3 separate regions of the Mus musculus genome follow, and regions 2 and 3 are each linked to region 1. The links are chromatin loops, found by intact Hi-C in ENCODE. Cell type or tissue: heart. All regions are shown on one strand. Each heading gives the region's core, and the rest is flanking DNA. Links, peaks and the distances in the headings are about the cores only.

Region 1 (9,954 bases), core at 1,047-9,046:
TGTAATGACACTCACTGTAGAACTGCAAGTCATGGGATTAGCTTGTAAAAAAAAAAGTTGGCTAGTTGGCTTCAAATGAAAAGTTTGGTGGAATTGGAGCTGTTTAGTGGGAATAAAGCAAACCAAAGGATTAGCACCATTTATAAATGGACGTAAGATGGTGAGGGAGAGGACTAGTCACCCCTCCTCTAAGTGAGGGACTTAGCAAGAGCAAGAATGCAGCTGCAGGAAGCAGAAGGCAGGAGGGAAGGCCAGGCAGCCCTGCCTTCAGGGTGGGGGTGGCAGGGAGGCACCACAGGACTTCCTCTCCTGTTTGAAGGCCTAAAGGCAGCTCATTTGTCTTCCTTACTTTCCTGCTTGTAAGACAAAAGTGTGATTGTTCTGTAAAGTTTGAAAAATTCTAAAACCCATAAAGAGAAAACTAAAGTTATCTTTTCCCACACTCTGGGAGCATTACAATTTGGGAGCTTATTACTTCTATTTTTTTCCTTGGGTATTTAAAAAATTTTTAAACAAAAATACAAAAATCCACTTAAAAACAAAGTTTTAAAAACAAACAAACAAACCAACACTATAAAGGGTAAAGACATGGCTCAGCAGTTAGGAGGACCAGGCTCAATTCCCATCACCAGCACCAATGGTGGCTCACATTCATCTATAGCTCCAGTCCTCGGGCGGGGGCTGGACACCCTCTTTCTGGCCTCTTTGCATGTGATGCACAAACATAATACAAAAACACCCACACATATAACATTAAACTAATTTAATTTTTAAGAAAGGCCTTGGCTCAAAAACAAAGCAAAACAAAATACAACACAATACCATACAGCACAAAATTCATCTTAGCCATTTCTAAGTATACACACAGCTCAGCAAGTGTGAGCACTGCACATTATTGTGCAACAGCTCTCGGTAGCTTTTCCAGCTAGCAAAATGGAAACTCTATACCCACTGAACAATGCCCTGTTTCCTCCTTCCCGAAACTTCTGGTAACCACCACTGAACTTGACTTCTTGTTTCTATGAACCTGACTACTTCAGAAATCTCCAAGAAAGTGGCATCCTACTGCAGTCACCTCTCTGAGGCTGGCTTCTTCACCACGGGATAGCTCCAAAGATTCACCCATGCTGCCCCATGTGGCAGGGCTAAATAATAACAACCACCACACTGTGCTCTCCACATCGCATACATGAACATTCAAGTTGCTTTTGCCTCTTGGCAAATGTAGATAATGCGGCTGTGATCATGGATGTGATCATGGATGTGCACATGCCTCCTTGAGACCCTGTTTTACATCCCTTTGGATGTATAGTTATATTATACTAATTATATATTATAGTAATTCCACTCATATTTTTCTGAGTAACTACCATGCTGTCTTCTATAATTGCATGTGTATTTGCTTCTCTAATCTATCTTTTCCACTTTAAAAAAATATTTTTTTATCTGTATGGGTGTTTTCCTATATGTCTATAAACCACATACATGCAGTGCCCTTTGAGGCCAGAAGAGGGCATCAAATCCCCCAGGAACTGCAGTTACAAATGGTTATGAGCCACCATCCGAGTGCTAGGAATCAAACCAGCATTGTCTGCGAGGACAGTCAGTGCTCTTAATCACTGAGACATCTTTCAAGTCTCTGGTTATTTTATTGTTTTAGACAGAGTCTCATAGCCCAGGTGGTCATGAAGTCCAGAGCTTCATACATGCTCAGCAAACACTCCACCACTGAGCTACAATCCAAATCCAAAATTCTTCTTATATAATACAATGTTCAGGTACTGCATAGGAAACCGCTGTTTGTTTAAATTTGTGAGGAGAGAGCTAGTTGCAGCTTTACAGTATTCTAAATGATAATAACCATATTCTCAGATAAAGTTTTATATTCATTATTCCTCTGGGTAAATAACTCCAGGATAGTTTCTTCAAAATGAAATTCCCGAGTCAAAAATATATGAATATTTTGCAACTCATTAAAGAATGGTTGACATATAATCAACTGTATGTATTAAAAGCACATAATTTGGGGGTCTAGTTAAGAGCATTGGTTACTCTTGCAGAGTACCTGGGTTCAATTCCCAGCACCCACTGGTGGTTTACAACCCTCCATAATTCATGTTTCTGTATACAGAAATCCTACTGTTCTCGAACTATATGTGGATAGTGTTTTTTGTTGTCGGTAGTGCAGATAGAACCCACTGCTTCATGCATGTGACGTTTCTAACATTCTAAACTGATTCTATAAAAGATTTGCTTAGCCAGTCTCAGCGGCATATGCCTGTAATCCCAGCACTTGGGAGATGGAGGCAGAATGCAGAGGCGTTCAGGGTCATTTGCAGGTGTCTAGTGAGTTTGAGGCCAGCTTGGTTGTATAAGACTCTGCTCCAAAATGAAAAACAAACACATTTTGAATTATCCACTAAATTATCTATTGTGTTAAAAATCAGTTGACTATGTATGTGTAGGCCTCTTTTCGGACTCTGTTCCATCGATATATTCGTTCATCACAGGTAATGATGATGTGTTCTGAGAAATGCATTGTTAGGCATTGTGTAAACACCATGGAGTGTACTCATACAAACTAAAACATGTCATAAGTCAAGATAAACTTACAAAAACTTGTTGCCTGTGGCTGAAATATCATTAGTTTATGTTCATTAGATAATTTTTGCATTAATACCACCGGGTCTTGATTTTCAAAGCTTTATTAGTCTTGAAATTAGGTAATATAAGAATTCCATTTTTGTTATATTTTACATTGTTGTATTTATTCTGGGAACTTCACATCCATCATGTGAAATTGAGAATCATTTTGTTAAGTCTGACTAAAACAAAAACCTGCTGAGGATTGCATTAAACGAATTGGGGAAAATTTTGTATCTTAATGTTGAGTCTTCTGGTCCACGAACAGGGTAGGTATGGGCAGTATGTTCAGGTCTCCATTTCTCTTAGAAATATATTTTGATTCTCAGCATATAGATCTGGTACATTTTATTTAGATTTAGCACTAAACATCTCTTTGTTTGGGTGCTATTCCAAGGCATGCAGATTTTCTACTTGAATGTCCAATTGTTGTTTCTAGCATGTAGATATATCTGGTTCTTGTAGCTAGAAACTTCACTAATAAGTTCACCTCCTAGAGACAGCAGCTTTTGGTCTGGATATACATAGTTTAGTGATTCTCCTACTAAAGGCCATCTTGGTTGTTTCCAAGTTTTAGTGACGAACAAAGCTGTCATAAACACCCTTGATGCCCTGCAGTGGCGGTGCATGCCTTTAATCCCAGCACTTGGGAGGCAGAGGCAGAGAGGCAGAGGCAGAGAGGCAGAGAGGCAGAGAGGCAGAGAGGCAGAGAGGCAGAGAAGCAGAGAGGCAGAGAGAGAGAGAGACAGAGAGAGAGGGGCAGAGAGAGAGGGGCAGAGAGAGAGAGAGAGGGGCAGAGAGAGAGGCAGAGAGAGAGAGGCAGAGAGAGAGAGAGGCAGAGAGAGACAGAGAGGCAGAGAGAGAGAGAGAGGCAGAGAGAGAGAGGCAGAGAGAGACAGAGAGGCAGAGAGAGACAGAGAGGCAGAGAAAGACAGAGAGGCAGAGAGAGACAGAGAGGCAGAGAGGCAGAGAGGCAGAGAGGCAGAGGCAGAGGCACAGGCACAGGCAGGCCGATTTCTGAGTTCGAGGCCAGCCTGGTCTACAGATGAGTTCCAGGACAGCCATGGCTACACAGAGAAACCCTGTCTTGAAAAATCAAAATAAAAGTAAAATAAAATAAAATAAAATAAAAATAAACAAATAAATAAAAAACCCAAACCAAACCAAACCCCACCACCACCACCACCAACAACAAAACCACCCTTGCTGCACTGGCAACACCTGAACGATCTTTAAAATGCAATTTTACAACTACTTGCTGAATCAGCTCTGCATTTCCACCAAGTTCAAGAAGTCATTCCCACACAATCTTTCTCCAAACTTTATGCAGACAAGAATCATCTGCAGGCATTTGTTGAGCTGCATCTCTCAACATTTTATTTGGTGGGTCTGTATCAAGAACTAGAGACCTGCATTTTAACAAGCCTCTTGGGTTATTCCTATGCAGCTGGCCTCATTGGCCACACTGAAAATGCGCTAACACTATTTCTCGCTTAGGATACACAGGTGATGGTCAATTATTTCTACTAGTGTCTAGCAGAAAGAGGCCTTTAATTGATCCAGAGTTGAATGGAGGCAGAAGTGTCTGCGCAAATAGATTGAAGTCCATTTTCTCTCCAATTTTTGCCAATTATATCGGTGAGCCTGAGTATCTTCGACAGTAGTAAACAGGGCAATAACCTGCCCCAGGAAAAGGAACTTGTCTGTCAACTTTCTGAGTTTTCTGTCCCCAGTATCCACGTCCGGAGACTTGGGATGAGTCGAGTTCCAGGAGGACAGCCTCCGGTGGTTCATTCTTGCCAGCTCAGACTTGCCCGGAAGCCAACGCCACCTGGCCAGAAGGATGTACCCGGGTAGACGCGCCTGTGTCACCCCGCCTGGACTACACCCTCTCCGGGATCAGCCCTCTAGACCGATGCCGTCATCAATAATTCAAGGATCGCCTTTCCATTGGCTAGAGCTTCCACCCAGTCGCTGGCAAACGCCCAATGAGGAAGGACCTGAGATCGCTGCTGAATAATGAGCGCGCGCCCGTGACGCAGCGGCTGATGATTGGTCGTTGCGGCAGGGGGCGGACCCAGGAGCGGGCGGCGGCGAGAGCTACTGTCGGGCACAGAGAGCGAGCGACGCGGGTTCTGGGGTTCTTACTGAAGTGCGGCGGCGGCGGCGGCAAGTTGTGGGGCGGCAGCATGTTCAGCTGGATGGGGCGGCAGGCTGGCGGGCGCGAGCGCTCGGGCGGCATGGACGCGGTGCAGACGGTGACGGGCGGCCTGCGCTCTCTGTACCAGCGCAAGGTGCTGCCGCTGGAGGAGGCGTACCGCTTCCACGAGTTTCACTCGCCAGCGCTGGAGGACGCCGACTTCGAAAACAAGCCCATGATCCTGCTGGTGGGCCAGTACAGCACGGGCAAGACCACGTTCATCAGGTAATTTGCCTCGTCGGCTCGCTACCCCTCCGCTAGCGCACGGCCTGCCCTCAGGTTACACTCCGAGCTTGGTGGCCCGTCGCCTTCCCGGGTCCCGTTTCCCAAGGCTCCCTCCCCTGAGACCGGCCCCCAGCGCGCTGCGAGCCCCTTCCTTGCTGTTGCCAAGGCCTTCCTTGAGCCTGTCACCCTGGCCTGGGAGTGCAGGAAAGGGAGAGAAGGCAAGGCTCATCATTAGTGCAACCTAGTGCTGAAAGTGATAATGAAGGAATGCGGCTCCTAGGTGGAGAGGTAACCTTCCAGCACAGTGAGAATGAATGAACGAACGAACGAATGAATGAATGAGTGAATGCCACAGTAGGAGTATTGCCATGCCCTAGGTGCCACGTTCCGCCACAGCGGCGGGGCTGCTATCATCCAGCTTTATGGTCTATAGGAAGTTAGCCTACAGTGTAGCTGCCTCACCAGCCTGTGGACTGAAGGGGAGTGTCAGGTTACTGTTTGCTAGTTTCCATTTCTTCACCCTTGACAAACTGAAAATATTTGTCACGGTCACTCTGTCTCCGGAAGCAATAACCGGCTTGCCCTGCAGTTCCAACCACACAGCTTCCTCTAGAGTGACTCGATGAGAAATAATTTACAATGAAACGGACTGCTTTTTAAATGAGGCGTCTATTTCCCTATCTTTGGGAAGAATCGACGTTCAAATCCTTATCAGACGAAGCAAAGTGACTGAACATTTAAGATCTGGATCCTGAGTTTTGGAATTAGAACACTCATCATCATTTGATGTTCAACAGGTGTTCAGAAAACTGCATCTGTCTTGGGGACATGCCATTTCTTTTAGGTATGACCTCCTTTTTTTCCCCTCCTGTGACCTAAAGAGTTCCAAAAAAATAGAAAAGTTGTCACTACAAGAAATATGTTAAATCCAGGCCTGTAGATACACTGTGAATGAACTCAACAAAGGCAATACACTGTAGTTTGAAATGTGAACGAAGAGAGGGGGAAAATAATGTTGAAATTATTTCATGTAATGCTTTTAAATTAGCTGAAAACAGTGTTGAATATGTTAACTCAGAAATGAACCTAGAAATATTACAGTAACTGACAGATGCAAAGGGCTAGTTGAGATGGTGCTTGCCTGTAATCCAAGGACTGGGGAAGCTGGATCATGGTTATTTTGCCTTCCAGGCCAGCCTGGGCTACATAACGCAATCTAGGATAACCCTGACTAGACAACAAAAGACCGTCTTCAAAACAACAGCAATAAGAACAGCAACAAAACCTAGGAAACAAAAACAAAATAAATGGCAAGCAGGTGGTACATTAAGGTCTTGGTAGTCGCAGTTGTGAATTATCAGGATAATATTACAGGAGTGAAGAGAGAACTTTTAAGCTTAGAGCAATAAGAGTATAGCATTTTAAAATGTACTGGTGGCAGATACACAGCAGTCCCACCATTTCCTCCTGTACGTGCCATGGGCCTCACGGTACCTATGCATAATTAGGGAGCCTTTCTTGATTCTGTACTGACCTAGCCTGAAGACAGTGCATTCCTCTGACTGTAGCCTGACTCGTAAACAAGCCTCAGGTAGGAGAGTACAACGCAATTCTCAGGAAGGTGGAGCAATCCTCTTTCCCCGCCTCATATTATTTTGTTATATTCTCATTCTTCTGTGCTTCAGTTTTGAGAAGCTTTGTGGGAGAGGGCTAAAAGGCAGGTTCTGAGATTTGACTCATGGCTCTACTTCTTTTTTTTTTTTTTTTTTTTTTTGGTTTTTCGAGACAGGGTTTCTCTGTATAGCCCTGGCTGTCCTGGAACTCACTTTGTAGACCAGACTGGCCTGGAACTCAGAAAGCCACCTGCCTCTGCCTCCTGAGTGCTGGGATTAAAGGTGTGCACCACCACGCTTGGCTTATGGCTATACTTCTTAAGCCCTTTTTAGAGCTGGAACTCAGTAGAAGCTGCAACCCAGGGAGGAATCACCTTAGCTGGGAGCTTGGGCCAGTGGCTTTGCTATTCCACAAAGGGCCCAAAGTGGACCTTGGGGTTAGAAGAAGATACTACAGACAGGAAGCTGGATGAATCTTCACTTGTGGCATCTGAAATTGGTTTTAGAGAGCAGTAGGGGGAAGTGATTGGTTTCCAGGAGGAAAACAGTAAACAGAGGGCACCTGTCCTGGAGACTTGGCACTTAGAGAGGTAAACAAAGGAGATGTCCATGAGAGCTGGCCTTCTTGGACCTTGCTTTAGTTAGGTCCTGGCTAGGGACCTGGGTGCTTTGCTTCTAGCTGGAAGTACTAAGTGTTCACAGAAACTTGGGGAAGGGGCTTATCTATGAAGTCACTTATTCTTTTCCATTTGACTAACACAGGAGCCACGGCATCATGGAGGGAAACATTCCTCTTTATTGTAAGCCATTCATCATAACCTTTGATTATGTGTCTTACTCCCACAAACTTTATTTTTCTCTCTTGTTTTGGAGAAAACAGAAGTCACATTATATGCGCTGGACCAGGACAGTCACAGAAGTGAGGCAGCTAAGTGTGTCCTTCATTTTGATGGAAAGTTTTCCAGGTAGAATGCCTGAAGAGCCTGGGGTAGTGAGAAAATCTGCTCACCCCTGTACAGATGCTCACCAAGGGGGGGGGGGGCAAGTGCCAGGAAGAGGGTAAATAAAGAGTGAGGTTGAAGTTAAATGGAAAGAACAGATTGGTAGAATCGCCTATAGATCTTAGCAGTGAAAGGCTGGAGGAAGCTTCAGATGTGGTAGAGATATTTGTCAAAGTCTCCTTAGGGTAATGGTTAAACGGCTGACAGCTCTATTGTCTGGTTATTTTATTTCTCAGAAGACAGGATATATAGTAAGAAGTGTTAAATAGTCTACTTCTGGCTGGCAAGGAAAAATTGTCCAGAGAAGGAGAAGGGATTAGCACTAGTAAAAGTGACCATATCATCTTTGATTTTCATAACTAAGAAAGGGCAGGTGTTGGGCTTATGTCTAAAACTTGGAAAGAAAAAAGTTTCATGGCTTAGTTCCACAGTTAAGAGCACTTCCTGTTCTTCCAAAAGACCCAAACATCCAGAAGATGTTTGGAGTTTGGTTCCCAATACACATGTCTGGTGGCTCATACCAGCCCCAGGGAATCCAATGCCCTCTTCTGGACTTCATGGGCACCTGCATTTACATGTGCGAACACACACACACACACAAACACACACAATTAAAAAGAAATTTATTTAGAAATTGATTTCAGAGGCTCTAGGGAAAAAAAGATCACTGGGTCCAGCTGCTATAAAGCAAAATCATTCCACTGTAAAGCTCGGGAGGTGCCCCAGAGATCTATTCAAACTACAGATGGCAACCTTGCTCTTAGGAGTTCTACTTCCTCTCTTGCTCCTGTACTTTGGCATGTTTCATATTATAATGAGAAAAAAAGTGACTTCAGAAACTATGTAGACTGGGCGGGGGCTAGCTCAGGGGTGGTACTTACCTAGCTTGTGTGACGTCCTAGATTCAATCCCCAGAACTGAAACAAACTAGACAGGCTTTAAAGGGGCAGGGAGCAGGGCAATAAAGCAGGAAAAGACACAAGCTGTGTCCAGATTGCAAGAGTAAAACTGTTGGCAGACCACATGGTGTTTTATATTTAAAATATCTTGACAAAAGACAGAAATCTGTTGTATTTGTATAAACATGAGATGAACAGCCTCAAAGTGACATTAAGCAAACTAACCTGTTTGTGATAGCATCCAAAAAGGATGAAGTATTGACACCTTGGAATAAGCCCAACAAAAAGAAAGGCAAGACTTCTCTGCCTGGAAAATTAGAGGCATCACTGAAAGAAGTTAAGGAGGAACTAAATGGAAAAACCACCCAGTACCTGTGGATTGGAGGCCATATTAAGAAGGCAGTGCTCCTGAACTGCTTTCTGTCTCGATGTATGTTATTTCGTGGCCTGGACCTACTATACAGCCCAGGGTGGCCTCAGACTTGTGGTAATGCTCCTACTCCTGCCTCTGGAGTTCTGGGGTTATAGGCGTATGCCACCATGCCTCGCCTGAATTGGTTGTCAGATTCAAAATAATTCCCATTAAAATCTTTGCTTTTTTTTTTTTTTTTAATGTTTGTTTGAGGCAGTAATTGACAGGCTATATCTATAATTTTTAGGATTACAGAAGACAGCTCTGAAAAAGAACAGTTTAGATTTAGAATTTATCATGTAACTACTGAAAATGAAGCAGCGTGCACCAGCAAAGGACAGACAGATCAATGGACCTGGGAACCCCAAAATAGACCTTCATATTTATGGTCAACTGATACTTGATAAGATACGAGTAACAGTTCAATGGAAAAAGACTAGGTCCCTCAACAGGTGCTGGGACAGCTGGGTTCTCGTGTGCACAGGCATTGAAGGGAGACTGTTCACGAGTACGCAGATTCTTTTTGGAGTGCTAAGAGTGCTCTGAAACTGGGTAATGGTACTGATTATAGAACTCTGAGAGTAAACCACACACGGATCTACATTTTAGATGAGTACATTTTCTAGTATGTGAATTGTATTCCAGTTGGGGTTGCGCTGTAGCTCAGCAGTAAAGTGCTTGCCTAGTATGCCCAGGGTCTTAGGTTTAATCACAAGAATTGAAAAATAAAAACAAACCAATAAAAACATTCTTCCAATATGAAGCAGCCTATAATTTTCATCCCCATAATTCTGTAATTAGTGCCTGTCAAATAATTTGTGCATCTGTGTGTGCTAATTAAAAACAAAAAGTGTATTCCAAAAAGAAAACCAAGTAGAAACGAGCTAAAGTAACAAAAGAACAAAAAACCCAAGGGAACTAAAGAGTAAATGTGAGGTAGCGAGTACAGATAGCTACTGTG
Region 2 (9,954 bases), core at 1,066-9,065, 56 kb after region 1:
GGAGACTACGCTACAGCTGAGCAGCCTGGGAGCAAAATAACCTCCGCTGCTGGCCGCCTGTGTACCTCTCTTGGGAACTCACTTCCTTGGAGGAGATGGCTGACAGCCGTGACCTCAGGAGGAGTGTTTACTTAACTACTTGATTTGGAACAGATTGGTGGGTAGCCAAATACACTCAGTGGAATTTGTTGTGGCCCTGGCCATTTTAAAAAAGAAATTGGCAATGACCATACTCTGTATGACAGTTTTTAAAAATACTTTTTAAACACACTTAAGCTATAAATAGTCCTCATGATAAATATCAATCACAACTTTTCCCCAGACCACCCTTGACCTTCTCAACACTCTATAAACTTGGACTAAAAGAAATTCCTCCATTCCCGTGCTTGCCAGACACCATGGAAACTGCAGGTGGCCTCTAAGCTTCTTCATTGCAGATGTTTTCTGAAAAGTGAGACTCGTCCAAAGACCAGCCCTGTAGCCCATGGTCTATAGTGTCAAGATCAGAGGTCCATTGTGCCACCTATCCAAGACCTGTGCTGGGTGAAGTCAGAGTCAGGAGTGTCAAGTGAAGTTGTCTCCAGGAGACCTCATGTGAAATGATTTTCAGGTCATAGGCTCTGCTGCCACAGATTCAGCCCTCTTTACTGGAACTCTGTCCCCCAAACTTATGTCCCCCAAAGTTGTCAGCATACTAACAGACCTTTTTCTCCACCAGGGTATGACTTCTGCCAGGTCTTACAGTGGTTTGCCGAGAGGGTTGACAGGATCATCCTGCTCTTTGACGCTCACAAATTGGACATCTCAGATGAGTTCTCAGAGGCGATCAAGGCCTTCCGGGGCCAGGATGACAAAATCCGAGTGGTACTGAACAAGGCTGACCAAGTGGATACACAGCAGCTGATGCGAGTCTATGGGGCCCTCATGTGGTCTCTGGGCAAGGTCATCAACACACCTGAAGTACTTCGAGTCTACATTGGTTCATTTTGGGCACAGCCCCTGCAAAACACCGACAACCGCCGGCTCTTTGAGGCTGAAGCACAGGACCTCTTCCGAGACATCCAGAGCCTGCCCCAGAAGGCTGCAGTGCGCAAACTCAATGACCTCATCAAGCGTGCAAGGTTGGCCAAAGTAAGCATGAGATGACAGACTGGGCACTGGGCTGGTATTGGATTACACTGCTAACCCTTGTAGGATTGGGCAGCTCTATCCCAGAAAGTTCAAAGGAGGGAGTGTGATTGGTGGACACCTTTAATCTCAGCACTTGGGCAGCAGAAACAAGTGGATCTTTGAGTTTCAAGGCCAGCTTTGTCTTCATAGGAGTTCCAGGCCAGCCAGGGCTACACAGTGAGACCCTGTCCAAAACAAACAAACAACCCACTATAATCTTACTGTACCTTTAACCCCAACATTCAAGAGACAGAGACAGGGGGATCTCTATGAGTTTGCAATTAACCAGGACTATACTGAGACCCTCTCTATAAACTAACAAACTAAACTTTAAAAAAGCAAAGAAGAGCCTTGGGACCAGGACCATGCTCTGTCCCAGTCTGTAGTCTCAGGCAGGCGGCTGAGACTTTGAAGCCTGGTGTTGGATCTGAAAGCTGGAGCCAACAAGAGCCTTTCACGCAGTGCTTGTGCGATTCTGTGTGACACAGCACTGGGCACAGCACCTGGGCACTGGGTACGATCGGCCAGCGCAGTAACTACAAGGAAACTGTCAGGTAGCATTGTAGTAGGATGATGAGATCTCAACTGGTCCAGTATAGGAGAGGTGGCATTGCCAGAGCCAATGGGATGCTGGAAAATCATCACTAGGCACTGTGCGTTTAAGGGTGAAACCCAGAACTGCTAGAAGCTGCCCCCAGCTCCACAAGCTGCTGGTTCCCTTTCTTACACCCCACGGCATGCATACACTTTCCTCCCTCTGTCACCAAACTAACCCCAGGACAGGGTTCTAAGCCACTTGGTTCCAGTCCTGCAAGGCATTGCTCTAACTAGTTTGTGAAGCCACTTAGCTGCAGCTCTCACTACCCTGGATCGAATGCTTGTTGGCAGGAGGTCTGTCTGGTTTTCCCTGTTTAGTGACCCTTTAGCACATGGTATTTCTCTTTTCTAGCTATTACAAAATCACTTAACCTTCAAAGTATATAAAAGTAAATTATCTTTTTGTTATTGTTTTTGTTTGTTTGTTTTTCAAGACAAAATTTCTCTGCGTAGCCCTGGCTGTCCTAAAACTTGCTCTGTAGACCAGGCTGGCCTGGAACTCAAGAGATTTGCCTTCCTCTGCCTCCCAAGTTATGAAATTAAAGGTGGGTGCCACCACTGCCACCACACACCCGGCTCGCCTAAATTACTTTCTAACCAAAGCTAGTAGCTCTTGTAGACTGCAAATTTTATGGAATTTAGTGCCCATGGACATTTTAAACTTTCCAGTCAGCACTAAGGGGCCAGTGACTACACGTGCAACTAGCTATATTCAGTCATAAACAGGGAAAGAGTGGGATGTGGTGGCTCATCCCTTTGATCCCAGCACTTAGGCAGGGGCATGCAGATCTCTGAGTTCAAGGCCAGCAGCCTGTTTTATAAAGCAAACTCCAGGACAGCCAGGGCTACACAGAGAAACACTGTCTTGAAAGACCAAAAGAAGAGAGAGAGAAAGAGGGGGAAGAAGGAGGAACGGAAAGAGGGAAGTTGGAAGAGAGAGAGAGAAAGAATATGAATATGAATATGGAAAATGCTGAGTACCACAGCCTGTAGTGCTCCCTGTCATTCCTGAGCCCTTGGAGCAGACCAGCATGGCCTAGGTTAGTAAGGCACAAAATGCCTCTGTGTTCTGACACTGAATAATGAAAACCCTTGTGCAGATGTAGGGGGTGGATGGTCAAACTTGCTGAGCTAACTTATGGGAAAAGAAATAGCATATTCTCTTCTTCCTAAGAATAGTATCTGGCTTGTTCCTTTTCACAGAGGAAAATGTTTGAGGCACAGCTACTTCCATCTCCAGCTCCACAGTGCCATTTGCACGTGACATGTCGCAACCCCAGCTGAGCATCAGGACAGGAAGCTGCCTGGGCTGGATAAGAAGCAGAACTGAACTCAGTGACCTTGGGCCCTAAGGTGGCACAAGCTGTGGGTGTTCATCAGAGCTGTACCCCTATCCCCGCAGCTGCAAGGTTGTGTTCCATTTATGAGCTTGGCCACTCATTCTTAAAGAGGCAAGGGACAGGCTGTAGGTGAAGCTCAGCAATAAATAGAGCAGGGCCGTGGCTCTGTCCCCAGCCTGGGGGAAAAGAAGAAAAAAATTCTATCCACAGGGGACCAGACTAGAGGGTAGGAAAATGCTGGATCAGATAGCATGTGTAAGTGTCCTGTGGCTGCTTTACCATAGGCCTAGTGACGTAAACAAGTTCTCTCTACAAACCAGAAGTCCAAAATCAAGACGTTAGTAGCTCTACACATCCACTGATGCTGTCCCACTCCTCTCCTGGCTTCCGGGGGGCTCTGGGGCTCATGTTTTTATTTTAATCATTCACAGTGATGTGAGATTTTAATAATACAAACAAAAAGCCTGGGAATTAAATGATTTTGCTGTTTTTCTATTTTTATGTTGTCAATGCTGTCTTCAAAGGAACAAGAGAGCTTCTCGTGGTCTGGGCGAGCCTTTGCCTCCTCACCTTTTGTCAGGTGGGGAGGCAGCCTGCCAGAAGTCTGTTTGCTCTGAGATGACACACAAAGCTTACTGCATGATTCCTCAGAGAAAGCTATTTTAGGAAAGCCCAGATACAAGTTTGGGAAATAGAATTTAGTTTTATTTGTCTGTAAACCTGTGCGGATCTCAAACTTCTCTTTGGGATAGATGGACAAAAGCCAAAAGTGAATCAAGTTCACTGTCAGACCCCATCCTGCACAAGGATAGGAAAGACTCCCACCCATGTGGAAAGCTTACTCAACAAGAAAACAAAGCGGCTTTTGAGGAAGGAGCCGGTGAGGACGAGGAGAGCTCAGGGACTCTCAGGGTCACTGCAGCTCTGTGGAATTTAGTTAGCTCTCCAAAAACGTAGTTTCCTCTTAGTCACATGTAATGTACAGGGCCTGGCTTTCCTGCGTGCAGTGTCAAATTCCTTCTTGGAGAAGTTTGGCATTCTGTAGCTCATCGGGTTGATAGAGGCTGAAGTGTGTGAAAGTCTCTGTGTGGTGTGTAGTGATGAGCCCGTAAATGCTTATCCACTGCAAGGCTTTAAAAATAGCTCCATCCTTGCTTGGGCTTTGTGGATGTCAGTGCTCAAGCCTATATATGGAAACCTGCTTCTCTGAAGGCTGACCTCAGATGCCTCGAAAGGCCCCCTTAAGTCCTCCTTAAGGCTGTTAGAATCACATGTGTTATTAGAACCAGCTTTGATCTGAACAGAATAACAAGCCCTTGCTCAATAGGACTTGGCTGCATCCTCATATATTTTCGTTTCACATATTTTCACCTTAAAAAATTATCTTTTGGGTTTCTGGTTTATTATTGAATTCTTTTAGCAGGGGCAAGTGAGAGATAGGTCTCACTCAGTAGCCCACACTGACTTGGAACATACTGTGTAGCTCAGGCTGGCCTCAACCTGTGGCAATCCTCCTGTCTCAGGATCCTAAGAGCCGAGATTACAAACGTGAATTACCATGCCCAGCACTAACTGAAAAACATTATTACCACAAACCCACAAACAGTCTGGATCGGAGCAGAGGTATTTCGGACAGTTTGTTGTCAGTATGTGGTGTGACATCATGCTTGGTGCCAAGTACACGTGTTGTATGTTCAGAACCAAAGTTGCCATGAAGTCACACAGTACTTCAGGGGCAAGTGAGCACCTCAGGTTCTTCACAGGCTTGGTTGTGCGTTCATTTTTGGTCATGCATTCAGAAAGCTTTAATTGTTGCCAATTTTATTTCAGATAACCCCAACATTCAGTTAAACAGCCACTGTTTAAGAAGCTGGTCCCTAAGCAATAGTCATACAGCCCAACGCACGCATCTGCAGATGGCCCGTGTACGCTGCTCGTGCTTGCCCTGCTGTTCAGATCCTGTTGGCCCCGCCCATGTGCACACATACCAGAGGCTCTCAGCTGAGAGATGGCCCAGATCTGCTCACTCTCTCCAGCTTCCTCCTTCTCTTAGATGCTAACGAAGTCTGTTTTCTTTAGTAGCATTTTCCATTCTACGTAGTTAATTTGTAAATCACTGCTCCTTTTTTTTATATTTATTATTATATGTAAGTACACTGTAGCTGTCTTCAGACACCTCAGAAGAGGAGGTCAGCTCTCATTATAGATGGTTGTGAGCCACCATGTGGTTGCTGGGATTTGAACTCAGGACCTTTGGAAGAGTAGTTAGTTAACCGCTGAGCCATCTCGACAGCCCCTGCTCCTTTTTTTTTTTTTTTAATATCCTTTCCTATCTTAGTTATTTGGTGTCTGAATTACTCTGTACATTTAAAATTCTATAAAGAAAACTTTTGTAATGAATACAACTTACTGAGCTGAAGTTGGAAGTAAGTGGAATAATGGGACTGTAAGGGAAGGGTGTGACAAGCCAGACAGCCCTGCTGGGGATCGCTTGCCCTTAGGGGCGTTTCCTCCCCAGAGAGCTTTTCGTCCAGCCTGGTCACAGGCAGCTGGTCTCATACAGAAGTTACTTAGTGCCACCTGTGGAGATGACAGCATTCTGCCCCTTGAGGCGTGCCCAGTGGTCATTCTTACTTCGTTGGGACCCCTTACCCAGTCTTGGACACTGGGGTTCTCTCTGCTTACCCTTCCTGTGTAGTCTCAGCATATGTGTTCCCCCTGGTTCCTCCTTAAATCCAGCTCTCGGATTACCTGGTCCAGGCCACTCTCTGGAACTCTGGAAGTGCATTCTAGCTGCCCTTAGGCTGCTTGGCTCCTCATCTTCTCTTGTGGTTGAGGATCAGAATTGTGCATGGAATGGGGTCTCATTTATCTCTTGTCTAAAGTGTGATATGCTCATCTGACATATCCCCTCAGGTCCACGCCTACATCATCAGCTACCTGAAGAAGGAAATGCCAAATATGTTTGGAAAAGAAAATAAGAAGCGAGAACTTATCTACAGGCTCCCGGAAATCTATGTTCAGCTGCAGCGAGAATACCAGATTTCTGCAGGGGACTTCCCTGAGGTCAAGGCCATGCAGGTACTGGGAGACGCATAACAGTGTCAAGAGGAGGTTGTAGAAACTAGAGTCCTTGCCACATTGCCTAGCTGGTTACATCTGCACAGGCCCACAGTCCTCCCTATAAAGCACATGACAGGAGCTCAGAGGCACGCAGCCACCAGCTGTACAATGTCACCTCTTTTTGTCTCTTCATATCTAGTAGAGATGTGGGTTCCCAAAGCATGTCTACAGGTAAATGATTCCGCAGTCACAGAGTGGGGCTTGTTGGGGCCCTGGGTCCAGGAAGATTGAAGAATGTATGGCATGCCTGTGTGGGGAGTCACTGTGCTATGGGAATATGAACTCACAGAGTCAGAAGAAGCTAAAGACTAGGTTCGTATGTAAATCTCCTTTCAAACTTGGTCTCAATATTTAAGAAACTGATAGGTGGATAGGTTTCACCCTGAGACCAACGGTTGTGTTACTGCATGGCAGAGAGTAGCTAAAGTGAACGTGTGGCTAAGGTTGGGACTCTCTTCCCCACTGGCCTCGGAGATGAGGAAGAAAGGAGTGGGCAGCACAGAGGTGAGGTCAGCTGTAATAAATGAAACGCTGACGTGGCCAGTGCGGGGAAACGGATGAGACTCACTGTTCTGGTGACAGCTCCTTATGTCTGCAGTCAAGGCAAGTGCTTCTGCTATGATCTGGTCGCAGGATCTAGTCAAATGGTTGGTTTTTAATTTTTTTTTAAAATTTATTCTTATAAAATACATCCACAGTCTCCCCTCCCTCCTCCAGTCCCCTCCTCTCCTCCCACCTCCACCCCCAACCCCCACCCCAGTCCACTGCTTTTCCATTTCTTTTCACAAAACATCAGGCCTCTCAGGCTATCAACTGAACACAACATAACAAGATGTAATAAGACTAGGCACAAACCCTCATATCAAGGCTAGACTAGGCAACCAAGTAGGAGGGAATTTGTTTTATGACAAATACAGAGATATATTCTTTTCCTTTCTAGCAATAAAATGGGTGTTCTGTTCGGAAGAGGAATTTCTTTTTCTTTTTAAGATTTATTTATTTATTATATATAAGTACACTGTAGCTGTCTTCAGACACACCAGAAGAGGGCATCAGATCTCTTTACAGATGGTCGTGAGCCATCATGTGGTTGCTGGGATTTGAACTCAGGACCTCTGGAAGAACAGTCAGTGCTCTTAACTGCTGAGCCATCTCTCCAGCCCAAGGAAATTCTTTTTTTCTGGCCACAAGATAACTAACTTGAGGTGGTTAGTTGTTTCCCAGAGAGTTTTTTTTTTCTTCCTTTGAGACAGGGTTACTCTGTAGCCTTAGCTGGCTTGGAACTCAGAAATCTACCTGCCTCTGCCTGTTAGTGCTAAAATTAAAGGTGTGTGCCTCGACTGCCCAGCTGAGACTTTCTTTTACACCTTAGGTTATGTCCCGCACTCCATGGCCCAACTGCAGAACAGCTGTTCCCTTGCACCCTTCATAAAGGAACTTCAATTTGGAAGGGAACTTAGTATCTTGGCTTAAATGAAAAATACCCATGTGTGTCATGGTGCTCATTAGTGATACACTGCCCAAACCACAGAGTGACTGCTCTAAGACCCGGAAGCTCCACTCCATCCCTCTGGGCCTCTCACATGACCCTAGGTGGGCTCCCATAACAGAAATAGACCCTGAACCTGTATCTGTCTGTGCACATTAACATGGGCCTGTTGAGGTAAATCTCCCAGGTATGCCCCGGCAATGAAAACACACCACAGTTAATATGGATACATGCTGTGCGCCTAGACTGGGCAGATCTCCCGCTACACTACCACCGTCTTCCACATCTATGAGACCCCTTAGACTTGTGGTTTCTCCAGTTCCCTGAGGTGCTTCTGCTCCGCTTTTCTTTTTCCTCCTCTACATCCTCTCCCTCTTCCATTTTCTCCTTCCTCTCTCCCAACCTTCTGCTCCACCCTTCCTTTTATCTGTCCAATCATCAGCTCTCCTTTATTTCACAAATTATGGTGGGAAGCAGGTTTACAGGAAATCACCTGAGTGCTGACTCAGTCCTTGTTCGAAGCCACTCACAGGATAACAGAGTTAACATAAATATAATTAGCCCCAGGGCTCTCCACAGCATTTCCCCCTTTCTGTCCAATTACAAGACTATTTTGTCTCAGATATAATTGAACATAACTATTATTATTTTGTAATTTATAAAGTACAAGAGACCTAACACCCAGTCCATCATCTTTGTTAATTAAACAGAACCTCTGTCATCTATCCTTACTTAAAAGACTTATAATTCTACATCTGGCTATGCCTTGGCTTTAGATTGAATGCCAACTGAAAACCATCCTCTCAAAACTCTTCCTATCAAAGTAAAAAGCCTGGGTTGGCTAGGAGACTATGTGGTTTTTCAACCCCATCAGAAATCCAAGAACAACTGATATTAACTGAAAATATATAGGAAGCCTAAAACAGCTTCCAGAACTTAGCCAATCCATAGAGATGGCTGATCACCTGGACAGCCCCTTACTTCAACACATGTTGCTCTGTGTCTGTCTTAAAGGAATCTGGCCTTTTACACAATGACTGTCCTGCCAGTTGAGAACACTAGAAACACCATGCTGTTACTGCACACTCAGTTGGCCTGAAGAGTTTACCCCCCACCCCACCCCCAACACCCCCCTCCTCTCCGGGGGATGAGTTGCACTGCCTGAACAGCAGAGGGCAGCAGAGCCATCATCTCCCTTGCTCTGCCTTATCACATGCTTGAAAACTGCTGAGGGGCAACAGCTTGTCCTTCACACCTCTGCTTGGTCTGTGAGGACCTCAGGGACCAGTTTATTTCCTGTGTGCTTTCTGGGCAGACATAGCTGCTGTTTTCTAGTCATTCCTGCAGAATTGTGGCTGTTTGCTCTTTGTTTCTTCATACAGCTGCCATCAGAATTCCTGTCCTCTGCAGGCTGGCAGTTTGGGCAAATGTCATCCCCACATGGCTGTTTGCCAGACACAGGTACCCTGTGTGCTCAAGACTGAGAGTCAGTCCCCAAGGATGGGATAGGTGTCCCTGCACCCAGGGTAATTCAGACTCCTTACCCAGGCACTTTGGAATGTTTGTGTAGGAAGGCCCTCTATCCCTCCTCAGCAGCTGACTCATTCGCCCTCGCTGTGACACTGTCAGCAGAAGGGCTGAGTACTGGAGCACTGTTTGTTGCTGATGGTGGAGGTGATTAGAATCCTGTGGCTCTAATCAACCAGCGAGCACGCAGGACCTAGAACCAGAACTCACTGTACATAGCAGGCCTGCCTGTTCCAGGGCCCGGCCAGGTGCAGACAACTGGGTTTCATCACAGCAGGTTAAATGCACAATGCTGGCTGCTTGCAGGTGTTGGGAGGTCCATTCTGAAGACACAATAGGCTGCTCTGTCCCCTCTACAGTCTAAGTGCTAGGGGGCGGCTCTCCTTCCAAATGTGAGCTCAGAACTCCTGCCCTGCCGCACACCCTGGAGATCACAATTTTTGTTCTCCTACCAGAGAAATATAAGTCAAGGTTCAGGGAAAGACCCTGCCTCAAACAAATAATCTGAGAGCAATAGAGGAACATAACATGCCTGACAGCTGCCCCTGGCCTCTTTGCACAGGCATGCACCTACACACACACACACACACACACACACACACACACACACACACAAGATACACACATACATTCACACACTCTTTCTCAATGTTTCTGCATTTACTTGGAAGACCATTTTTCATTAGATCTTTAAGTGTGCTGATGTTA
Region 3 (9,954 bases), core at 869-8,868, 180 kb after region 1:
ACGTCCTGTCCACCCCCACTTCCCAAGTGCCGGGATTACAGATCTGCGCCACTCCACCAAACTCTGATAAAAATGTGTATCTAAAACAAAACAGAACAAAAATAAAATGAAACAACACATCCCCTCCACCAATGGGCTGGAAAGATAGCTCAGCAGTTAAGAGCACTGGTTGTTCTTCCAGAGGACCCAGGTTCAATTCCCAGCACCTACACAGCAGCTCACAGCTGTCTGTAAATCCAGCTTCAGGGGGTCCAACACCCTCACACGGATATTTATGCTGGAAAAACACCAATTCAAATAAAACAAAAATAAATAAATCATTTTAAAAAACCAAACCTCACCTTCTCCAACCTGTACACTGTACACTGGCTATGGAAATTCTAGACGTTCTTTTGAAGATGAAGATTCCCTTGGGAGGGATACAGAATAATGATTACATTTGGGCTTTGGAACTATGTAAGTCAAGGTTTGAACTCCAGCTCAGCTACCTAGTATCCATCTGAAGTGTCATCAGTTTCCAGCATGTATGATGGAAGCAATTATTCATGATATACCATTATGCTTCATAAATTCTTCTACATGTTGCATTTCATATATTTGTAGGAGTTTTGTTTCTCTGTTACATGCCAGCACCTCTAAGGGACCAGGCGAACATATAAGGAGATGGAGCAAGCACCGCTGAAGTGAGGCAGCTCTCAGACGGTGAGATGGTAACACCTCATCAAGGAAAAGGAGTGCTCACACCCCAACCAGAGGGGAAGCTGGCTCCCGGGACAGCTCAGTTTATTAGACCAAGGCCTTAGGTTCCAGCCGGAGCACCAATAAAAAAGCAACATTTCCAAAGAACACCAACCTCTCTTCTCACGAAGCCTCTAAAAGAGCATTTGACAAAGTGTGAGTGTGTGTGTGTGTGGGGGGGGGGGGTGATTATCACCATATGACTGCACTAAGTGTGCCAAGACTTTCAAGTAAATTTAAATTTCAACTATGAATGAAAAAGAAAGGAGAGAAAGCATCTTCAGCCTCATTTCAGTGCTAGGGGAGGATGAGACATGTGAGCTTAAAATCTAGTCTTTGGGGCTGGCGAGATGGCTCAGTGGGTAAGAGCACTGACTGCTCTTCCAAAGGTCCTGAGTTCAAATCCCAGCAACCACATGGTGTCTCACAACTACCTGTAAGGAGATCTGACACCTTCTTCTGGTAGAAGACAGCTACAGTGTACTTATGTATAATAATAAATAAATCTTTTTTAAAAATCTAGTCTTTAACAAATGCTTGTTTTACAGACTAGGAAAAAGCCCTACACACTTCTTCTGTTGCAGTGAGAGGGAGTAAAATGTACTCCCAGGCACTCTAAGAGGAGACTGCTCTGTGAGCCCTACTAAGTGTCCTTCAGAACCTGGGTATGAGGTAATGAACACAACTGGTGTGGTGAGACTCTCCTACCACCAGCACACAGCAGGCTAAGGCAGCAGAAGGGCTGTGAGTTTGAACCCAGCCTGCAATACTCAGCAAGGATTTGTCAAAAAAAAAAAAAGTAAAAGAAAAAGAGAAAGAAATAGACAAAGAAAACCAAAAGCAGCACTATATGGGCTTGCTGTTACAAGGGCAGAGTAAGGAAGGATGTGAAAAAGTCTCAACACTTAAAACTTCAAATCCTAAGAATCCAACACCTCACATAGATATTTATGCTGGAAAAACACCAATTCATATAAAATAAAAATAAATCATTTAAAAAACAAACAAACCCCACCTTCTCCAACCTGTACACTATACACTGGCTATCAAAGTTTCTAGATGTTCTTTTGAAAATGGGAGATTCCCTTGGGATGGATACAGAATACATAAAAGTGACTGTCATGCTCACTTCTATTCTCCCTTAATCCCTGCCCCCTTTCATTTTTAAATTTTAAGTAGGAGATAACAGAAGTTAAGGGTGGGAGTGGCACAAGCCTCTGATCCCAGCATTGGGAGGCAGGGCTGAGGCAGGAGAACTACCATGGCTAGCCTGGCCTACAGAAGAAGTTCTCCTCTTAAGAAAAATAAAGAAGGCAAAGCCAAGCAGAACAGCTGCCATCTTCATCCCATCAGCCATGATTTCAAGAGACCACCACCAAGCTGTCTGCTGATGTCCTCTCCGAGAAGGGTAGAGGGTTAATCACTGCACCTTCCCCGAGATTCCGGCTGCTCCCCTCCCTCTGCCTCCCAGCCACTTTTATGTGACTGCCCTGACTGCATGTGCACTACGCTATCAGAGTGTCTGGAGAGGAGCTGAAGCATACAAGCTGAAGAAGGATGCATATCCTGTGACAACTTTCCAGTATGGCCGCTCTAGGGTCCCCCAAACTCCTGCCACCCCCTCCCCATGCTCTGTAGCAAGCACAATAAGCTCCCCAGGGTCAACTCTGGTGAAATGTGACTTTGCTTTGTCACTGGAACTTTATAAGGAAGGAGTAGATACAGTTGATGTCTCCCTAGGGAGGGAATTCTCACAGCAGTAGAACAGTAAACACCAAAGAAGGTGGGTTAGCCTGGGCCTGCACTCGGTGAGAGCTGGGGAAGCGCTGTGCAAAGGAGGCAGGCAGAAAACTCTGTGCTCTGCACTGAAGGAGAACTAGGAGGCTTAGCTTGTAGCAATGCAAACAGATGTCTAACATAACAAAGCCTATTGAAAACACTGTAGCTTTTCCCCCTAACAACACTAAACATGAAGTAAAACCAACAGATACTCTAAGGACAGCTTGATAGTCGATGTTCACAGAGAAGCTTAGTTTAAATAAACAGTTCTAGATTTCAAGCCCTGGCCTGCTCTCTGAGGGGCAGTGATAACAGTTCCCAGCCCAGCTGGAGAGTCAAGGGGTTGGGGATGGCAGAGAATCAGGCTTCTGCCTCACATCTACCTGTGTTTCCTCATTCATCAAGAAATGAGAACACACAGGAGACAAATGGAAGTGATGGGAGAGAACTCCAAGGTCTACTTGGTAGGAACTTAGAATCCAGTGGGGTTGAGGGAGGGCTTGGGGACACGTGGTGGTAGAGTGTTTGTCTAGCCTCTGGGCTTAATCCTGGCATTGAAAAAAATACCAAAGGCTGATCCAACATGATAATGTGGCCAGAACAGCAAAGCGAGGGAGAGACTCTGGAGAGAGTGTAGCCAAGGAGATGGGCAGAGCCCCTGGAGACAACTCAGACTCTGAAGAGGCCAGGATATTTTCAGACAAAAGGGCAGAGGTGAGGAGAATCACTTCAAAGGCTAGTGGCACCGAGGGAAGATGATCCAAGCCAGGAGGGCAGCACTGCTCATACAATCTAAGGATTTCAAGACACTCCATAAGCCTTAACACAGAACACTCCACGCCAGGCACGGTGGCGTATGCCAACAATCCTAGCTCTGGGGAGGCTGAGGCAAGAGGGCAGAGTTTAAGGGGCTTGGGGGTGAGGCTCAGCTACTGGCCCTAGACCTCTATTCTTGTTCATCTGTCCCAAGTGGAGAGTTTAGAAAGTATATATCAAACAATGAGATCTGTTCATTCCTAGGTGTCCTAAAGTGAGCTGTTCCTGGAATGGTGAGACATAAAGCTGGCCTGGGCTCATCAGATGGTATCATCTAGTTTCCTGCTCCTGATGGCAAGGGAAACTCCTGGGAACTGTCTTTGTAAGACAACAACTGACTCCATAGGTCTGACCTCACAGCAGTGCAATTCTGGTAGATACACACGGCACATTCTGTGCAGCTATGAGTCTAGAAGACAGACAAGAATAAAAAACTATTGATGGAAAAGAGCATATGTCCCAGGCTGGACTGCTGGACTGGGATATAAAACCAACTTAGGCCAGAGGTTCATAACAGACGGTGGGCTTCTGACAGAACTTAATACACACCCAGCTACCAAACTCCACTCCATGGGGCTCTGCCTCCACACAGTGAGAAGGGCTCCTGAGAAAAGGGTTCTTTTCCTTCTCTTTTTGAGATGGAATCTCATATAATCCAGACTAGTGTCAACTGTCCACGTGCTGGGACTTTGGGTGTGTGTTGCTTTGCTTGGTTTATATGTGTGGGGGACAGGGGATGGGACTTATGGTGTCATGCATGTTAGGCAAGCACTCTACCAACTGAGCTGCATCCCCAGGCCGCAGAATACTTATTTTTAAAATGTTAATAATCTGAGGCCCTACTAACCACTCTCCCAGGCAGTCAGCACCAAACTAGTCTTTGATTCACAAAGGCTTTGAAAATAAATACAGCTCCCTCTAACAAAAAGGCAGAAGAGGCTTTTCTATACTAATATCTGGGCTCAAAAACTAAGCAAAGGCTGATCAGATTATTGCAGTCTTTGCTCCTTCATGAAACCTACCTACACATCCTTCTTAGAGCTACCGTATATTAAAAGGCCCAGAGTAAGCCCATGTAATCATACAGGAGAGAACAAGAAAAGCTGTGCAATCATAAAACTGGGCTACAAGAAAACCGCCTTGCCTGGTGTTATCAGAGAGAATAATATAACCCACAGCAGGTTAATAGAGACTAGGAAAGATGGCTTTTAAAAAGACCCTTTAGCACAGGCAATCCTTTTGTGTTCCTAACTTCAATCTTGCCGGCTCAGCCATTTCTGTCCTTTGTAAAAATAGAACAACTCAAGTTGCATCTATACAAAAGTCTTCAGAAGCTTCAGGAACAGGGGGGAGAGAGAGGATTGGCTACCAAGAGCACACACATTTCTTTCCTGAAGAAAACGCAGCCTCAGCTGAGATGAGAGGTGGGGAACACCAAATGTACAGGATTTGGAATTGAAAGTCACAACGAAGAGAGCTTCAAGTTCTTTCAGTATCTGCAGCCCTGGCATCAAATCTCAAACCAGTCTTCTCCAATTTACTCTATATAGAAACCCCCTTTCCTGTGAAAAGGCTTGATAAAATCTCATTGCTTATCTAATTTCCCTATAGTCATTAACCCCCCCCCCCTTTATTGCTGGCTCTCATCTTGGCTTCAAACCATATTTAACCATGTTTCAATGGCTCCCTCCTGAGTAAAAAGCCTGGAATAAGCAGTGCTCTCTCTATTTCATTAATCCTGGTTCTGATTTTTCAAGAGCTCAGAGCTCTTCCTGATCAGCTCTTATTCTTCTGCACGTCCGCATTCATCTGCACTGACACCTCTATCTCAACCCTGTACTCCTTTCCCACTCACTGTCTAGTTACAGTGTCCTCACAGTGCGCTGTGAAAGGGGTAAAGAACATGAAGACACAGGGGCTGGAGAAATGGCTCAGTGGTTAAGAGCACTCTCTCACTGCTCTTCTCAAGGTTCTGAGTTCAATTCCCAGCACTCCCATGGCAACTCACAACTTCAGATGATGTCTTCTGGTATGCAGATATACACTCAAAGTGCCTATATTATATAAAATACACAAATAAATAAATCTTTAAAAAAACTGAAAATGGGGCTGGAGAGATGGCTCAGTGGTTAAGAGCATCAACGGCTCTTCCAGAGGTCCTGAGTTTAATTCCCAACAACCACATGGTGGCTCACAACCACCTGTAATGGGATCTGATGCCCTCTTCTGGTGTGTCCGAAGACAGCTACAGTGTATTCATATAAATTAAATAAATAGATCTTTAAAAAAATATATGTTTAGCTGGGTGTGGTGGTGCACGCCTTTAATCCCAGCACTTTGGAGGCAGAGGCAGGCGAATTTCTGAGTTCGAGGCCAGCCTGGTCTACAAAGTGAGTTCCAGGACAGCCAGGGCTATACAGAGAAACCCTGTCTCGAAAAACCACACACACAAAAAAATATGTTTAAAGGCAGGTGCACAGAGACACTTCTGACTCAAGTAAAAGGGCAGCACCGATCTCCTACTTGGAACGAGAATGTTTAATGGTGATGCCAGAGATGTCTTCCTTTACTGTTTTCCTAGAGTGACCCTCTCTTACCTCGGGACTCAGTTCAAATATCCTTCTTCTGTGAAGTCTTTCCTAATTTCTTTCCCCCCGTAATCCCATTAGTAACTCAGTGCATATTTCTACGGCAGCACTTACCAAATCTGGTCGTCATTACTTGTTCACATGTCTAATTAGCTACAAGCTCCTTGGTGGCAAGGATAATGTATTCTTCACTGTTGGTCACCCTATAGGCACTCAACTTGTAGAACACATTAATGATGACAGATGTGCCAGTCTTTAAGGATGGCCTTGGCATCTTCCAGATTCTAGAGCACTCATGGTAAGTACTCATACCACAAGCTGAACTCCCATAATATACCCTATTATGTTTACTAGTCCTGGCCAGAAAAAGAGCCAAAAGAGAAGAGAAACTTGGTCTAATAGCACTGCCACGAGTCAGAAAGGTGCCTGTTATGGTGGGGCACGACAGCAGGATATGCTGAGGAGAGAGAGACACAGTCAGGTGTTGTAGGGCAGCTGGAGCTATATCGTTAGGGACAGCAAGATGGCTTGGTAGGCAAAAATGCTTTCCATGTTTACTTCCACAACACCACGGCACATGTGTGGCTGCATGCATCCACACATCATGATGTAATGATAATGATAAGTGAAAGGTTTTTTTTTTAAGTTTTATCTATGAGTTTCTAAGTTGGAGTACCCATTCTTCTGTCTCTAGAGAATAGGAACAATTATTAATAAGAATCCTTGCCAGGCGCGGTGGCACACGACTTTAATTCCAGCACTCGGGAGGCAGAGGCAGGTGGATTTCTGAGTTCAAGGCCAGCCTGGTCTACAGAGTGAGTTGCAGGACAGCCAGGGCTACACAGAGAAACCCTGTCTCGGAAAAAAAATCCTTGAAAGGGGCACCAAAGCCAATTATTGCTCTGCTAAGGTAGAGCAACAATATGCTGCTGTCTCTAAGGACTGTGCCCTTGGCAATCCTATGCCACACAGAGTTACTATGTTTATGGGCTCCTAGGAAGACACAAAACCTAATCTGATCCTGTGGGAACAATGCTCAAGACTCCCTCAAGGGAAATCTTGTAAATAAATGTATTCTACTTTTGTATGCCCCAAATTGTGATGAGTCTCAAAACTGAATAAAATATGAGCTGGGCATGCCAGCAATCCCAGCACTCAGAAGGCTGTGGCACAAGTTTATAGTTCGAACCCATCCAGGACTGTGTAACAAGAGCCTGCCTTGAAACAAAACCAAACAAATAAAAAAAAAAGTATAAGGACCAAATCCCAGACATGTATAAGAATGGAAGATGGATGAACGTCTGCCCAGAAGAAGGATGCTGGCATACAATGCTCAGAATGAGCAGTGCCACAAGGACAGACCAGGAGAGCTGCCTTTCTGGCACACACACGTGGCTCCTTCATGTTATCACGAGAAACCAAGACGTTCCAGTTAAAGCAACTTAAGTATCTTTATTTATATTATATTATGGATATGATTGCTCTATCTGCATGTACACCTGCATGCCAGAAGAGGGAGGGCATCAGACCTCATTATAAATGGTTGTGAGCCACCATGTGGTTGCTGGGAATTGAACTCAGGACCTCTGGTAGAGCAGCCAATGCTCTTAACCACTGAGCCATCGCTCTAGCCCAGCAACTTAAGTATCTTAAAGAGATAAACCATTTTACATTTATTTCTTCCCCTGCATATGTGCATGCACATGTGGAGATCAGAGAACTACTTCCAGGAGTTGGTTTACTCCTTCCACCATGTGGGTCCGAGGAATCAAAATCAGATCAGGCTTGTTGGCAAAGGTCTCTACCAGTCCAATCTTGCCAGCCCAATCTTCTACATCTTTGAACATGACAGGGTATCACTATGTAGCCCTGGCTCCCCCTGGAAATTGTTATATAGACCAGGCTGAACTTGCCTCTGACTCCCTAGTGCTGGGATTACAGGCATGCATCACTAAGCTTGTCAAAAAATTGTTTTGCTCTCTTAGATGAAGTGTATTAGTATATTCTTTCTGTTGTACAGTCTGGCATTATAACCCCAACTGTTACACTAATACATTAGTCACAGCTAGGTCCTTTACAGAATATGTGATCTCACTGTACTCTTCTAAGAAGAGAAACTGAGTCATAAAATGTCAACTTGTTTCCCAAGCACACACTTAGTTTAAACTGAGGCCCTGTTAAACCCAGTTTGCCTTCCTATGCCCTTCTTCAAGCCATGGCTGCGTCTCAGCATGCCCACCCACGCCTGCTGTTCTTCCAACTTCAAATCAGGTCGTCAAAGATAAGCGTATATGATCTTTTAAAGCCAACAGAGAAATTTCATTCTTCCACCCCCTTCCTGCCCCTCAAGAAAGAGAAAGGTAAAAAAAAGGAACGAAGTGCAGGAGAGGACAGAGTAGGTAAGAGGTGGCTCCCAACAGGACTCACCTTGGAGCTGAGGTCCTCTCTCCGGTTTCCTGCTTTACTTCTGCGTAATTTGATGGATGGAGACCTCAGCAAGTTCTTGATACGGCTAGTAATGGTTGACCCTTCTCCAGCCATCATAACGAGGAGCCCCTAAGGACAGTCCCTGGCCTAGCCTTTGGACTTGTCTCAACAGCGGTACTGCCTTCTCGTTCAACACAGCCTTCGGATATGCACTTTCACTGGCCTGAGATGGCAGAAGCAACCTTATCATCACAGTAGGTGTCTTCTGCTTGTCACCAACTCTTACTCTGGGCATTGCCCTGCGCTTTCCCACTCCCCATCCCCACCCTAGCCTGCTAGATTTTTTTTTACAAGGGGAGGACGACCCCTGGAGTGAAGAAATGTCAGGCCCACACCTGCCAGAGGCGTTTAACTGAAGAATCGGATGAACTAGTGACCAGTCGGGCGCCGGTTACAGCCCAAGTGTTCCCATGGTAACTGAGGTGTCCAAGGGAGGAGGCCTCCGAAGCCACTGGGCAAGGGGCCGAAGCACCGAGCTGGCCGCCGGGCTCACGCTGGCCCGAGCCGATGCGAGAAGCTCCCTCCCGCACCCGAGTCTTGGGAGCTCCGTTTTAGCCCCCCACACCCACTGCCTACTTCAGAAACCCTACTACTCGTCAGCGCCCCCGTTCGCTGGGGCCCAGCTCACAGCGCCCTCCGGCATCGCGATCGACGGCTTCAGCTCTGCTGCCGCAGCCGCAGCAGTAGCTATGGTGGCACCAGCGGCTCAAAACGCGAACTAGAGCCTGGGCCGAGCTGCGCTGGGAGGGCGGGGCCTAGTAAAGGGGGTGCGGTCTGTGGCAGATTGGTTCCCGATTGGACGACTGATGCCTATGGGGGCGGAACCAAGGAATGAACCAAGAACGCAGAGGTCTCGGATTCTGCACAGTATAATTGTGGGTACCGCTCCTAAAGGAAGGTCAATGTAATATTGCTTTAGAATTGAGAGAACCTGGCCTTTTACGGTATTATCAGGCATGGTCCTCTTAGAGAACTTTGATAACCACGCCTCCAGGCCTAAGATTGATATTTGGTGGGCCTAGGAGATTACGGCTGAAATTTAATTCCTAACTCATAAAAAAAAAAAAAAAAAAAAAAAAAAAGGAGGGGGGGGGTTTGGGATGCTGCCAAAAGAACTCCTTTCCATTCCAAGTGCTGGGATTTAACGCAGTTGGAATCGTTTCTGATTCCGGCCAGCCTAACACAATGACTCACGCAGAGTAACTCAATTTACACACTTTTGAACTTAATCTATCAGTGATGGAAGACTCAAGCCTCAAAATAGAGCCTTAGGGTAGGTTGTGAACTGAAAAGGCACCCATGATATAATCCATCATTTCCTTAGCTGCCAACGTCCTTATAGCATTTAACAAGAAATACTGTTAACAGCATTAACAGTATTTTTGCTACTCCAGATCTTTTCTGTCTTTTCAAAAATTGCAAACACCCCTAGGGCTGACACCGATGTCAAAGTTTGCTGCTATCAGGTTTTGTTTGTTTTGTTTTGTTCTAGCTCATGGAGATAGGGGAAATACCACATACTCATGCTTCATAGATTTGTAAGTTG

Evidence for each region. Hi-C counts contacts between places; a loop is a spot of excess contacts. Peaks named below come from ENCODE experiments on the same cell type or tissue, not always from the same donor. Only the 100,000 strongest peaks of a DNase experiment are listed, where the experiment ranks them.
Region 2: it touches region 1 in a loop (2.8-fold over the local background); 19 of 42 quality-filtered maps call a loop at or near these places.
Region 3: a loop joins it to region 1, with 3 times the contacts of the local background. A loop is called at or near these places in 3 of 42 quality-filtered maps.

Annotation. Positions count from the first base shown.
Region 1 is chr2:120,149,354-120,159,307 of GRCm38, reverse strand. It overlaps Ehd4 (EH-domain containing 4), which reads left to right and starts at 4,733. Exons shown (of 6, transcript NM_133838.4): 1 at 4,733-5,068. The coding sequence starts at 4,833. In heart, for the core only: a CTCF peak has its summit at 1,491 (motif pointing right); a DNase peak (open chromatin) is centred at 4,667; H3K4me3 peaks cover 2,809 bases; H3K27ac peaks cover 3,005 bases.
Region 2 is chr2:120,093,197-120,103,150 of GRCm38, reverse strand. Ehd4 (EH-domain containing 4) reads left to right here. Exons shown (of 6, transcript NM_133838.4): 4 at 719-1,131; 5 at 6,024-6,188. Among named protein-coding and RNA genes, the nearest start is that of Sptbn5, 9.3 kb to the right of the region's middle. In heart, for the core only: CTCF peaks have their summits at 8,692 and 8,892 (motif pointing right); DNase peaks (open chromatin) are centred at 3,070, 4,160, 5,070, 8,950 and 1 weaker place; H3K27ac peaks cover 6,095 bases.
Region 3 is chr2:119,971,563-119,981,516 of GRCm38, reverse strand. Mapkbp1 (mitogen-activated protein kinase binding protein 1) reads right to left here and starts at 8,818. Exons shown (of 30, transcript NM_011941.3): 1 at 8,349-8,818. The coding sequence starts at 8,465. In heart, for the core only: no CTCF peak of the experiment used is centred there; no DNase peak of the experiment used is centred there; H3K4me3 peaks cover 855 bases; H3K27ac peaks cover 348 bases.